Linked DNA regions of Homo sapiens: region 2 is linked to region 1. Evidence: chromatin contacts called from ENCODE Hi-C or POLR2A ChIA-PET data. All regions are on one chromosome and are shown on one strand. Each heading gives the region's core, a stretch centred on a gene start or an enhancer-like site at or near the end of the contact. The rest is flanking DNA. Distances are from core to core; before and after follow the strand shown.

Region 1 (5,873 bases), core at 1,195-3,694:
CAGCCAATACGGTGAAACCCCATCACTATTAAAAATACAAAAATTAGGTAGGCATGGTGGCACATGCCTCTAAACCCAGCTACTCAGGAGGCTGAGGCAGGAGAATCGCTTAAACTCAGGAGGCAGAGATTGCAGTGAGCCTAGATCGTGCCATCGCACTCCAGTCTGGGCGACAGAGTGAGACTCTGTCTCAAAAAAAAAAAAAGAAATCCTACTCTTCTCTAGGTCTCATTTTCTTCATCTGTAAGGATTGGACAGAACTGGGTGCAGTGGCTCACATTTGCAATCCCAGCACTTTGTGAGGCCAAGACAGGAGGATCACTTGAGGCCAGGAGTTCAAGACCAGCCTGGGCAACATAGCGAGACCCCCATCTATTAAAAAAGAAAAGAAAAAGGCAAGAAAAGATCGAACAGAATGATCCCAAAGATCCCTTCCCATGCTGACATTCTGATTCCCTCATTCATTCATTCTAATATTAACCAATGCCAGCACTAGGTTCTGGGCATCCCCTGCTGAGCCATTCTAAACCTGCTGGGCACAGCCAAGACCTGTGAGTGTGGCCTCAGGCCTAGTGAGGGCTCATTGTTTCCACAGCCACTGCATGGTCCAGAGTGAGGAAGGAAAGCCCCATCTGCCCCATGAAGCCCACCCTGCCAGGGCCCACCTGCCAGGGGAGGCATTTTCCTGATCCCAGTTCTAGGTTTCATCCTAGAAGAGCCCTCAGTATCTAAAGCCTTTCCTACTTTCAATTTTTAAAAAAGTTGGGAAGTGTAAGACCACCTGCCATCTTCCTAATCAAAACTCATCTTCTGGCTCTTATTCTCCATGGCTTTTACACAACATGTTTTATTCATTTCAAAGTATTTAATTATAATGTTGAGGCCAGGTGTGGTGGCTCATGTCTGTAATCCCAGCACTTTGGGAGGCCAAGGCAGGAAGATCGCTTGAGGCCAGGTGTTCAAGACCAGCCTAGGCAACATAGTGAGACCCTGTCTCAAGAAAAAAAAAAAAGAAAAAAGAAAAATCAAGAAGAAAAAAGAAAGAGTGAGAAAGAAAGAAAGAGGCCAGACGCGGTGGCTCACGCCTGTAACACCAACACTTTGGGAGGCCAAGGCAGGCGGATCGCGAGGTCTGGAGTTCAAGACAAGCCTGGCCAACATAGTGAAACCCCGTCTCTACTAAAATACAAAAAATTAGCCCGGCATGGTGGCGGGCATCTGTAATCCCAGCTGCTTGGAAGGCTGAGGCAGGAGAATTGCTTGAACCCGGGATGCGGAAAGAAAAGAAAAAAAAAGAAAGAAAAGGAAGGAGGGAAAGAAGGAAGGAAGGAAGGAAGGAAAGAAGGAAGGAAAGAAGGAAGGAAGGAAGGAAGGAAGGAAGGAAGGAAGGAAGGAAGGAAGGAAGGAAGGAAGACAAAATATAACATTGAATACACGTTGTTTTTCAAACTGCACATACAACCCACATTTTGACTCAGGCCTCTGGGGCGAGGGGGTACACACACACACACACATCCCAGTCACTGTCCTAGGCTCTCCAGCCATGAGATTTTCCGGCCCAGCCCCAACCCCGACCTAAGTAACCGGCTATCGGCCACCCATTGGCTGAAGTCCCTGAGCACCTGTTGGGAGGAAGGCTGCTGCGTGCAGCCGGAAAGTCCTGCGTCCCTCCGCTCTTACCGCGGCAGGAACCACAGCCTCCCCGAACCTCAGGGTTTGTATGGATTTCGCCCAGGGGAAAGCGCTCCAACGCGCGGTGCAAACGGAAGCCACTGGCTGGTTGGGCGGCTGTGATGGGAGAGCTGCATCCTTCCAACGCGTCCAGCTTTTCATGCTGATGTTGGTGAGAAGGGGGTGGATAGCGGGGATTCTCAGGATTAGGGCCTAGGGCCATTAAAGGCTGGGAGGTGGGGGCGTAAACCTGTGGCCACCCTGACCCCTGTCCTCGGGGGGCCTCACCACCAGGCCGAGGAGACCCAGGCCTGGTCACCTGCTCCAAGCCCAGGCCCGGCGCTCGAATGCGGGCCCCAGCGGCCCTCCCTTCCCGGCCCTTCTCTCCCCTACTTTCTCCTCACCTCCCAGCTGCGCGGAGAACACGCCCCCTCCCCGTGTTCCCACCAATCAGCGTCCGGAGCGGCGCCCGAGGCGCCGGGGGGCTCTGGTCTGCAGCCAATGAGCGCCACGGCTCGAGGCGGCGCCTCGCCCGCCCCCTCCCGGAATGAAGGCCGCCCGACAGCTGGCGAGGCTGGCGCAGCGCGCGGGGCGCGGGAGCCGCGCGGGCTGGAGCGGAGCGCGCACACAGCCAGCCCGCCTCCGCTCCGCCTCCGTCCGGGGCGCGGGCGAGGTGGCCGGGGCGGGGGAACGCAGGGGGCAGGGCCGCGGCGGCGAGGCCGGGGGGCGGGGAGGAGTGGGCCCGATAAAAGGCGGCGCGGCGGCCCCACCCCGCGGCAGGCCGGCGGGCAGGCTCGGCGTGTCCCTTCCGTCCGGCCCGCGCCGGCGGCGGGGAGGCGGCGCGCGGCCCGCAGCCCGCCCATGGAGGCTTTCCCCTGGGCGCCCCGCTCGCCCCGCCGCGGCCGCGCCCCCCCGCCCATGGCGCTCGTGCCCAGCGCCCGCTACGTGAGCGCCCCGGGCCCGGCGCACCCGCAGCCCTTCAGCTCCTGGAACGACTACCTGGGGCTCGCCACGCTCATCACCAAAGCGGTGGACGGCGAGCCGCGCTTCGGCTGCGCCCGCGGTGGGAACGGCGGCGGCGGCTCCCCGCCCTCCTCCTCCTCGTCGTCCTGCTGCTCCCCCCACACGGGGGCCGGGCCTGGGGCGCTGGGGCCGGCGCTGGGGCCGCCCGACTACGACGAGGACGACGACGACGACAGCGACGAGCCGGGGTCCCGGGGCCGCTACCTGGGGAGCGCGCTGGAATTGCGCGCGCTGGAGCTGTGCGCGGGCCCCGCCGAGGCCGGGCTGCTGGAGGAGCGCTTCGCCGAGCTGAGCCCGTTCGCGGGTCGTGCCGCCGCCGTGCTGCTGGGCTGCGCGCCCGCCGCCGCCGCCGCCGCCACCACCACCAGCGAGGCGACGCCGCGCGAGGAGCGGGCCCCGGCGTGGGCGGCCGAGCCCCGGCTGCACGCGGCCTCCGGGGCGGCGGCCGCCCGGCTGCTGAAGCCCGAGCTGCAGGTGTGCGTGTTCTGCCGGAACAACAAGGAGGCGATGGCGCTCTACACCACCCATATCCTCAAGGGCCCCGACGGGCGAGTGCTGTGTCCCGTGCTGCGCCGCTACACGTGTCCCCTGTGCGGCGCCAGCGGCGACAACGCGCACACCATCAAGTACTGCCCGCTCTCCAAAGTGCCGCCGCCGCCCGCCCGCCCGCCGCCCCGCAGCGCCAGGGACGGCCCGCCTGGCAAGAAGCTGCGCTGAAGGCCCGGGCTCCCGGCCGCCCAGGGTCGCCGCCGCCCCTCGCACCGCTAGGTCTGCGCACCATCTCGCCCCCGCCGTGGGGAGGCGTGCGGCTCAGCGGTCGGCTCGACATGGGACGTCGTCCTGGTGGTTTTTGAAAAGCAGCCGACCGTGTGGAGTACTTCCGTGCTGAACGATTGGGACTAGACGCTGAAATCCCCATTTGTCTTCAGTTTCTAGTTTGCACATCCAGAACGGCGAAGGCTGGGTGTGTATTCCACTAACTGAAATATGGCAACTTAGAGGCGCTGTTTATTTACTGTATACGTCGACCTATTTTAGATGCGCATCAGTATGAAATTGTCTCAATCTTGGATGTTTCATTTTATGAATGGAGGCACTTTACTAGGTCTAGAATATTTTTTTAAAAGCCTCTGAACTGAGCTTAAAACTGGCGATTTTATGAAATGTCGGCAAAATGACTATTTTATTGTTTGAAGCGAGTTAATATTCTCAGTTGTCTTTAAAAATCAGTTACTCTAATTCCAGGTGAAGCAAGCCGCTGGTAGCATCACCCTTATGAGAAGTGAAGGTTTTGTAAACTTTCCAGTATTAATTTGGGCGGGTATTCCCCGCTTGTGGCTTGTTTCTGTCCTAGCTGGAGGTGTAAAATGCACAATGTGTAGCAGGTAGAATACAGCTCCTTATCGTTCTATGTACCAGGTATTTTATTACTGAACTAGCAACTAGCCTTTTCCACCTTTAAAAGTTGTGCCAAGTCATAATCATATTGTGTATAACTTGGAAATGGTGCTGTTTAAAAAAATTGTGTATTTATACAGTAACAGTATGAATTCATTAATCTCACCTGTAACTTTCCTACTTGGCATTTTCTCTACACACTCACCCTCTTCCAGTTCTTTAAAAACGTTTATGATATTAAGATCAAAGGGAGGAAGGGAAGACAGCAGTATTAATTCACCCTAGATTACTCAATTTCAGGGTTCCTAGTGGAGGAAAGCCCATTCCAGCTGTTGCCTGTCAAACAAATAGAAGATGGATCTCTAGCTCTGAGCTATTCGTGTATTAACTCGTATTCAAGAAGGTTCCACCGTGGGCTGCGTCTGACTTTAATACAGGCAGTGCTCAAACTAGAATAAGCACTAATTAAAGGAATTGTTGGGGGTCCTTCATGTGTTCCCACTCCTACTGGAAGACCCATGTCGGTTTCCGGAACCCCACCAGTTTACCCATAAGCAAGACTAAACCTGATCCTTGGGCAAAAGTTCCTAACCCCTACTTTACCCTCCCACCCTCACTTTTAAATCCACCATACTGAATGCCACACTATGGAATGCAGCTACCTGCCAAGCAAGGCAATAGAAGGCAAAAAATGGAAGTGAATTAAGATGAACTCATCTGAAATACACAAATGCATTACTATCTGAAGATACCAGCAAGAGTTTAGTCTACGTGTATAAGGCTCCCAGTAGGATTTAGCTAGGCTACTAGAAGTTAGACTGCTTTCGCATTAAACAGCTAACTTCATCCACAGCAAATTGACTCAATCAGGAACCTTCATTTGAAGGTGTGTTAGAGGATGGGGTAAATACCCGATAGCTGTCTTTTTGGTGAAAGAAAAGGTGCATTTCAAGAACTTGGGGGGCAGGAGGAAAGCACAATGTTTCTTAGCCAGGAAAGACAAATAATCCAACGCTGCTAGTCTTAACCCCAGACCAGAGAGAACTGCAGATCTGACTGGGCCTAAATTAAGTAGCTTAATGAAACCATGTAATTACTTGTTCTCCTTTCTTTTGCTATAGAAAATCTACCAGTTTAAATGAGCTTCACCTTCTGGGTGAAGTTTCTAAGGTCAACATGAATCCTCTTACCTCTCTCACTGCTCGTGTTCTGCCTTTTCAAAAGGACCACTATGAACAGATCAGCGCATTCTCTAGGCCAAAAGGGCTAGCCAGGTGGCAAGATCAATTTAGCTACTTTGTATTTTCAGAGTCAAATTACAGACGGTTTCCAAAGGTCTTGAGCATGGGGCTTTGGCATAGCCTCAATATATGGGAGTCACTGTGATGAGATGTGCCTAATGTTAATTTGATATTCTGACATTGCTATTTTACCAGAACTAAGAACATATTGAGCTGGAGCTTCTTGAGGGCAGGAGAGTATTGGAAAAGGAATCCAGAAGACCCTCTCCACTACTCAGGCAGCCACTATTCATCTATTTTTAAAGTACCCCATTTTCAGGCCGGGTGTGGTGGCTCATGCCTGTAATCCCAGCACTTTGGGAGGCGAGGCGGGGGTGGATCACAAGGTCAGGAGACCAGCCTGGCCAACATGGCGAAGCCCCGTCTCTACTAAAAATACAAAAATTAGCCGGGTGGTGTGGTGGGCGCCTGTAATCCCAGCTCCTCAGGAGGCTGAGGCAGGAGAATTGCTTGAAACCAGGAGGCGGAGGTTGCAGTGAG
Region 2 (5,873 bases), core at 2,161-4,660, 410 kb after region 1:
TCGCTTTAACCTGGAGGTTGCAGTGAGTCAAGATCACCACTGCACTCCAGCCTGGGCAACAGAGTGAGACTCCGTCTCAAAATAAAATAAAATAACTTCTTCTGTCGAGTTGCCATTGTAATTAGTAGTAGATCTCATTTCTAATCAGTCCTTTGGAAGCAGGGGTTTTGACATCTGGAGTGGGTCGCTACAGTCATACTCGGGAGGGGAGGAGGCTGCTTTTCTTCTGTAACTTGGGAGAAGAGTTATTGAGAAAGGGCAGATGGGAGGGAGATCCCAAAAGATGCCAGGACAGAGCATCCTGATGTGAAGAAATCCAAACCCTTCAAACTGCGGACAGGAGGGAACCCCCTGCTCGGTCCTGGCAGACCCCGACACGCAGCCCAGTTTGAAGACCTTTGCAGTGGAGCTCATCTTGGGACCAAGAAGGTTTTGAAAACAAGAAAGAATGGTCTTGATGACATGCCCTTCCCCCCATACCATCCCCCCATTTATGTTTCTGTTTTGTTTTCATTCAAATGAAAAGAGTCAAAATTTTCCCTAAGGGTTGAACAAAGAATTCTCTACGTGATTGCCTTTTATTTAAAAAGAAAAAAGAAAGCCCTCCAAGTTCCAGCTCGTCTTCTTCCGGGGGAAAGAGAACCACAGTGCCTCCTCCCTGGCTGTGACCACTCACCACGGCCTCTCTTTGGGCTCCGTTCTGGCCAGTGCCCACTAGTGAGCTGCCATGCTAGCCTGGTGGCAGCCGGCTTGTTGAGATGATGGCTGCTGCCCTTATTTGGAATTGTTAACACATCAAAAGAATGCCATTTAAATAACAGCAACAAAAGTATTTTATGATAAATAAGGATACACAAACACCAATTATCATTTGATGAGGCTCACTGGCTGGATTTGGGTACATTAACCACTCCGCATGAGGACAGCTGCCATCAGTTAAATAAACAAAGCTGGGTGGTTGAGAACTGGAGCCTCCATCCAGATCCTGTGTACTGTTTGCCCCATGGCTTAACTGAGTTGCACACACTCTCCTCTTGGCTGTTCTTTTACCCATAGAGAAGACCTTTTCCTATAAAAGCAGCTCCTCTGCTGGCTCTCCCCTCATCCTGGGAATGCAGAGGCTCCCTTACTTGTGAGCAAGATCCTGTCATCAAGAGAGGAGACATTAGGGACAGGATAAGGCAGCCACACCTATGCCATGCCCCGTAGCTGTTCTTTCTCCCAGGCTGTAGCGTAGCTGGTGTTGGGGGATATGCCAGTCTCCTGCAGGCCCCATCCCAAAGGGGGTCTTTTTCCTGTGTCCCCACCTTCTCCCCTTTGATCCTCTCTTCCCAATTGCACAGCTCCCTTCATTCCAGGCCCTGTTCTGCCTTCAGGGCTTCCTGAGACCTGCAGGGTCTTCTCAGCCTTGGAGTATCCTCAGACCTGCAGTCATTGATGTGTGAACAGGGGCCATGACTGGCCTTTTCCTAACTTTCCCAGTCACCCTCCAGGATTGGGAAATGCCTGTGGCAAACGGCAGTGTTGCTTTAAATTACTGGAAGGAGAAAAATTAGCTGAAGATCATTTTGACTCAAACCAGACAGCCTGAGCCAGGAGGTGGGAAGGAAACACACTGTGGCCACTCAGGCCTGATTAGCCCGAGGGGTCGACCCAGATGCCAGTGTATCCTACCTGCCCAGAATGCCCACACTCTGATGCTTGTTGTTTTTCCTTTCAGAGATCTGAAACCTGAAAACATCCTGTTAGATGATTATGGTAAGTCTTTTCCTACTCGGTAGCTGAGGTGAGCATTGCAACCCCAAGAAAGCAAAGGGCCTCCCAGGGATTCTCAGAGAGGGCTGGGGAAGCTGACCACGGGCCCCACTCCCACTGCTCAGTGCTGGGTACCTGGGGAAGGGGGAAAGCTGTGAGTGTGAACAGAGCTCCGCTTGGTGAACAGGCAGTGTTCAGAGAGACTTTGAAATTCAGAGTTTTTGAAATTCCCTTTGACCATAAGGCTCTAAGTGTTAAAATAACTTCTGGCCGGGCGTGGTCTCTACAGTGCACTGAACAAGGAGTCCAGAATTTCAGAGATGCTGGGCAAATACTTAACTTCCATCAAGTTCTCCACCTCTCATCTTGTTTGTAAAATGGAAACAAAGCGTCCTGCCCTGCCCTGCCCACCCAGAAGGAAGAGGGTGGTGGAGAGGCTTCTACATGACAGCTTGAGAGGGAATTGCTTGTCAGTCTAGCCAGCTGTAAATGTCTCAGGCATTACGTTTGTGCATTACCATCATTATTTTCTCTTGGCTGTGGACACTGAATAATAAGAACAACCACAGTACCCCTCACAGCTGTTTAGCCTCACACCTGGAAAATAGTTCCTATACCTTCTTTTTTTTTTTTTGAGACAGAGTCTCACTTGCTCAGGCTAGAGTGCAATGGCGTGATCTCGGCCTACTGCAACCTCTGCCTCCCAGGTTCAAGTGATTCTCCTGCCTCAGCCTCCCAAGTAGCTGGGATTACAGGTGCACGCCACCACACCTGGCTAGTTTTTGTATTTTTTTTTTTTTTTGAGATGTAGTTTTACTCTTGTTGCCCAGGCTGGAGTGCAGTGGTGCAATCTCAACTCAGTGCAACCTCTACCTCCCAAGTTCAAGTGATTCTGCTGCCTCAGCCTCCCAAGTAGCTGAGATTACAGGCACGTGCCACCACGCCCGGCTAATTTTTGTATCTTTGGTAGAAATGGGGTTTTGCCATGTTGACCAGGCTGGTCTCAGACTCCTGACCTCAAGTGATCTGCCCTCCTTGGCCTCCCTATGTGCTGGGATTACAGGCATGAGCCACCGGTTTCCACACCTTTGATCTGACTAGATCTTCCCACCTGCACAGAGAAGGGCAAGGCAGCATCTCTGTGCCCATTTAACAGATGACAAAACTGAGCCTCAGGGGAGCCATCCTGCCAAAGTCACCCAGCAGCATCAGTGGGGAGCTGAGGGCAGAAACTGGGTCTCCTCCCACCAGGCCCCAGAACCTGGCAGCCCCCAGTAGAGGGAGGGGAGAAACCGGGTCGCTGATGACCTGAAGAGAGGTCTGCATGGGATACTGCCCTGTGGAGGGGCGGTCGGAGGGCCCAGGCCTGCCGCCCCTCTCTGGATGTGCCCGGTGCCTCCCTTGGTCTAAGAACCAAGCCCACGCTGCTCCTCTGCTATCCTGACTGTCAGCCCCCACCGAGCCAGGGAGTCCACACGGCTCCAGCCTGGCGGGGTCTCGACACTGGCCCTTGCTGACATCTAGGCTGGAGGGATGGGGGTGGGGCCCTGGTGTCCATAGGCAGGGAAGGGAAGGGGACGTGTTCCTTCCTGTGGGGTAAGTTGTGGCCGCGACCCTGCCCAGGTGGGCTGTGGGAGGGACAAAGACCAAAGTGGAGCCTCAGCTCAGCGTCTCCCGCTCTGGGGGCTCAGTCCTGGGCTGTGAGCTGGGATTCATCTCCAGGCTCTGCCAGGTCAGACCAGATGTTTTCCCTTCTCGTTTCTCTAAAGTGAAAAACAACCAATCTCCAGAGACCAACAAGGCAGGCCGGGGAGCTGCTTCCCAAATCGTTTTATAATTTTTTCCCCTTAAGCAAATTGTTGCATAATGCCAGAAGAACCTCACATTTTTCCCATGAAGTAATCCCAGAACCAAGCCAAGATTCTCTGACCTCAGCGTTCCAGGAAGCCCATTCAGCCTTTGACTAGGCAGGTCGGTCAACGTCCAGCCGGGTCCAGGCATCCTATTGCATCTTTATGTTCCACTCCTGAAGAGTGGGCATTTTCCTGTGTCCTCCCACACCTGCACTCTCCCAAGGCTCTTGTGGTCACTCTGAGATGGCAGATTGGGGTCCCTGTTGTCCTTGGACAGATGAGAATGCCGAGAGCTCGTATGCCTTGCCCAAGGGCACACAGCAAGGCCGGGTGCCCATGCGGCTGTCCCAGGGACCCACTGACCCTGCTGTCCCCCTCAGGCCACATTAGGATCTCAGACCTGGGCTTGGCTGTGAAGATCCCCGAGGGAGACCTGATCCGCGGCCGGGTGGGCACTGTTGGCTACATGGGTGAGTGCTGGGCTGCCTGTGTCAATGCACCTTGAGACCCACCACCTGCTCACCGCCGGCCGAGCCCCCAGAGCCTGCCCGCAGAGCCTCTCGCCTCTTCATGCACTGCTGATCACACACAGAGTCACAGTCTCTGCAGGGCTGCTGGGGGGCGGCCTTAGCCAGGGGGAGGGGGAGCACAGGGGCCCCAGATGTGATGACTGCTCTGAGCTCTCTGCACTCCCAGGCCCCCAGCCCCACCTGTGTCCAAAGCCAAGCCACTCTTAGGGGTCGGGGCCTGGCATACAGCGCTGCTAGGGGAGGCCACATTGAAGCAGGGGTCTGGGAGGAGAGGCCTTTGAGAGGAAGGAGGTAATTCACAAGAGCCCGCAAATGAGAGGCGCGCACAGCTGCTGTGTCACCAAGCATGATTCCAGTAGAGAGCAGCCTTGGGCTCCTGCCACCTTTCCTCAGTCTGCTCTGAGACCAGCGTCCTGGGGGTTGCAGGGAAGAGACCCAGAGTTAAGTCCTGTGCCCTAGAATCCCCCGTCCAATTGGGGGCACGCCCTGGGCTTCCTCCTGTGCATTTCACACACCTACCCTCCTTCCCCTGAGAGGCGCGTGCCCGGGGAGCAGGCACGCTGCCGCCCTCTAGTCAGGCTGGTACTGACAGCAGCTGCACAGGAGGTGTGCCTTGTCTCTGGTGCTAGAGGGTCCTTTTCAGATTGCATGACATTTGGCAACCTGTGGAGTGTGTGTCTGTGTGTATGTGAGTGTGTGTGTGCCCACATGAATGCTGATCGATGATTGATAGGTAGGCGGGTGGGCGGGTGGATGGATGGTTGGATGGATGATGGATGATGGATGGGTGGATGATAGATCTGCCTACCTGTGTGTGCATTTGCCTGGGTCTCCTTTTGCAGAGTGTTCCATGCATCTGTCTGCCCCGGCTCTTGTGTGCAAACCAGCACATGTGTGGATGCATTTCCCTCCAGACATACGTGCTGATGCTGCAGAACTATCTTTTCTGTATTTCTATGGTAAATCTGTAATTCGGTTTATCAAAGTGGTACAGAAGACATAGCAAGAGATTGTTTGAATTACAGATAAATTTAAGATCATCTTTAATTTGGGTAGATACACCTTTATTCATTGAAACAAATATACTGATAGCACCTGTTCTGTGCCAGGTGTCATATTGTTACGGTAGTGAATAAAGTAGCTCATGTTCTAGGCGAGGGGACATCAAGAGTGCAGGACACCTCCATCCACGGTGGTCAGAGTTCTAAAGCTACAGTCAAAGTCCTTCGGGGGCACAGAGGAGAGTCATCAGGGCAAGCTCCCTGGAGGGGGTGGTATTCACAGCAGTTGGTGGGGTAAGAGTTGGTGGCGGCCATGAAACTCCAGGCCTTCTGTGAGCAGCGCCACCAGCTGTCTCCCTCCTCCTCACTCCTCTCTCCTCTCCTCTGCCCCCAGCTCCAGAGGTCCTGAACAACCAGAGGTACGGCCTGAGCCCCGACTACTGGGGCCTTGGCTGCCTCATCTATGAGATGATCGAGGGCCAGTCGCCGTTCCGCGGCCGCAAGGAGAAGGTGAAGCGGGAGGAGGTGGACCGCCGGGTCCTGGAGACGGAGGAGGTGTACTCCCACAAGTTCTCCGAGGAGGCCAAGTCCATCTGCAAGATGGTGAGCTCCTGGTGGCCAGATGCCACCCTCAAGCTGGTGGCTCCCCTCCCTGGGCCTGGCCCCAGTCTGTCCCCAGAACAGCAAACAGGCTGAAGGGACAGGGGTCTGAGCATGGGGGTGGGGGTTGCAGC

Evidence for each region. A loop is a pair of places that touch in the nucleus more often than their neighbours do. ChIA-PET counts read pairs that join two places held with the same protein, here RNA polymerase II (POLR2A). Pooled maps may share reads with other maps.
Region 2: a loop to region 1 is called in a map with no recorded cell type, with 2.9 times the contacts of the local background. The contact joins the enhancer-like site here to the promoter of NANOS1 in region 1. A Hi-C loop is called at or near these places in 1 of 37 single-sample maps with no recorded cell type and 4 of 50 pooled maps. POLR2A ChIA-PET finds 5 or more read pairs at or near these places in 1 of 52 experiments (AG04449).

Annotation. Positions count from the first base shown.
Region 1 is chr10:119,027,270-119,033,142 of GRCh38, forward strand. It overlaps NANOS1 (nanos C2HC-type zinc finger 1), which reads left to right and starts at 2,445. Exons shown (of 1, transcript NM_199461.4): 1 at 2,445-5,873. The coding sequence starts at 2,533. The coding sequence ends at 3,411. LINC03036 (long intergenic non-protein coding RNA 3036) reads right to left here and starts at 2,302. Exons shown (of 4, transcript NR_186540.1): 1 at 2,076-2,302. RefSeq lists an enhancer at 1,722-2,222 and silencers at 2,047-2,516, 2,637-2,846, 3,217-3,516.
Region 2 is chr10:119,438,011-119,443,883 of GRCh38, forward strand. GRK5 (G protein-coupled receptor kinase 5) reads left to right here. Exons shown (of 16, transcript NM_005308.3): 10 at 1,721-1,758; 11 at 3,989-4,078; 12 at 5,534-5,742. Among named protein-coding and RNA genes, the nearest start is that of MIR4681, 63 kb to the left of the region's middle. Within about 2 kb of position 3,411, at least 15 of the 41 ENCODE cell types and tissues checked have a DNase peak (open chromatin) inside an H3K27ac peak, as active enhancers do.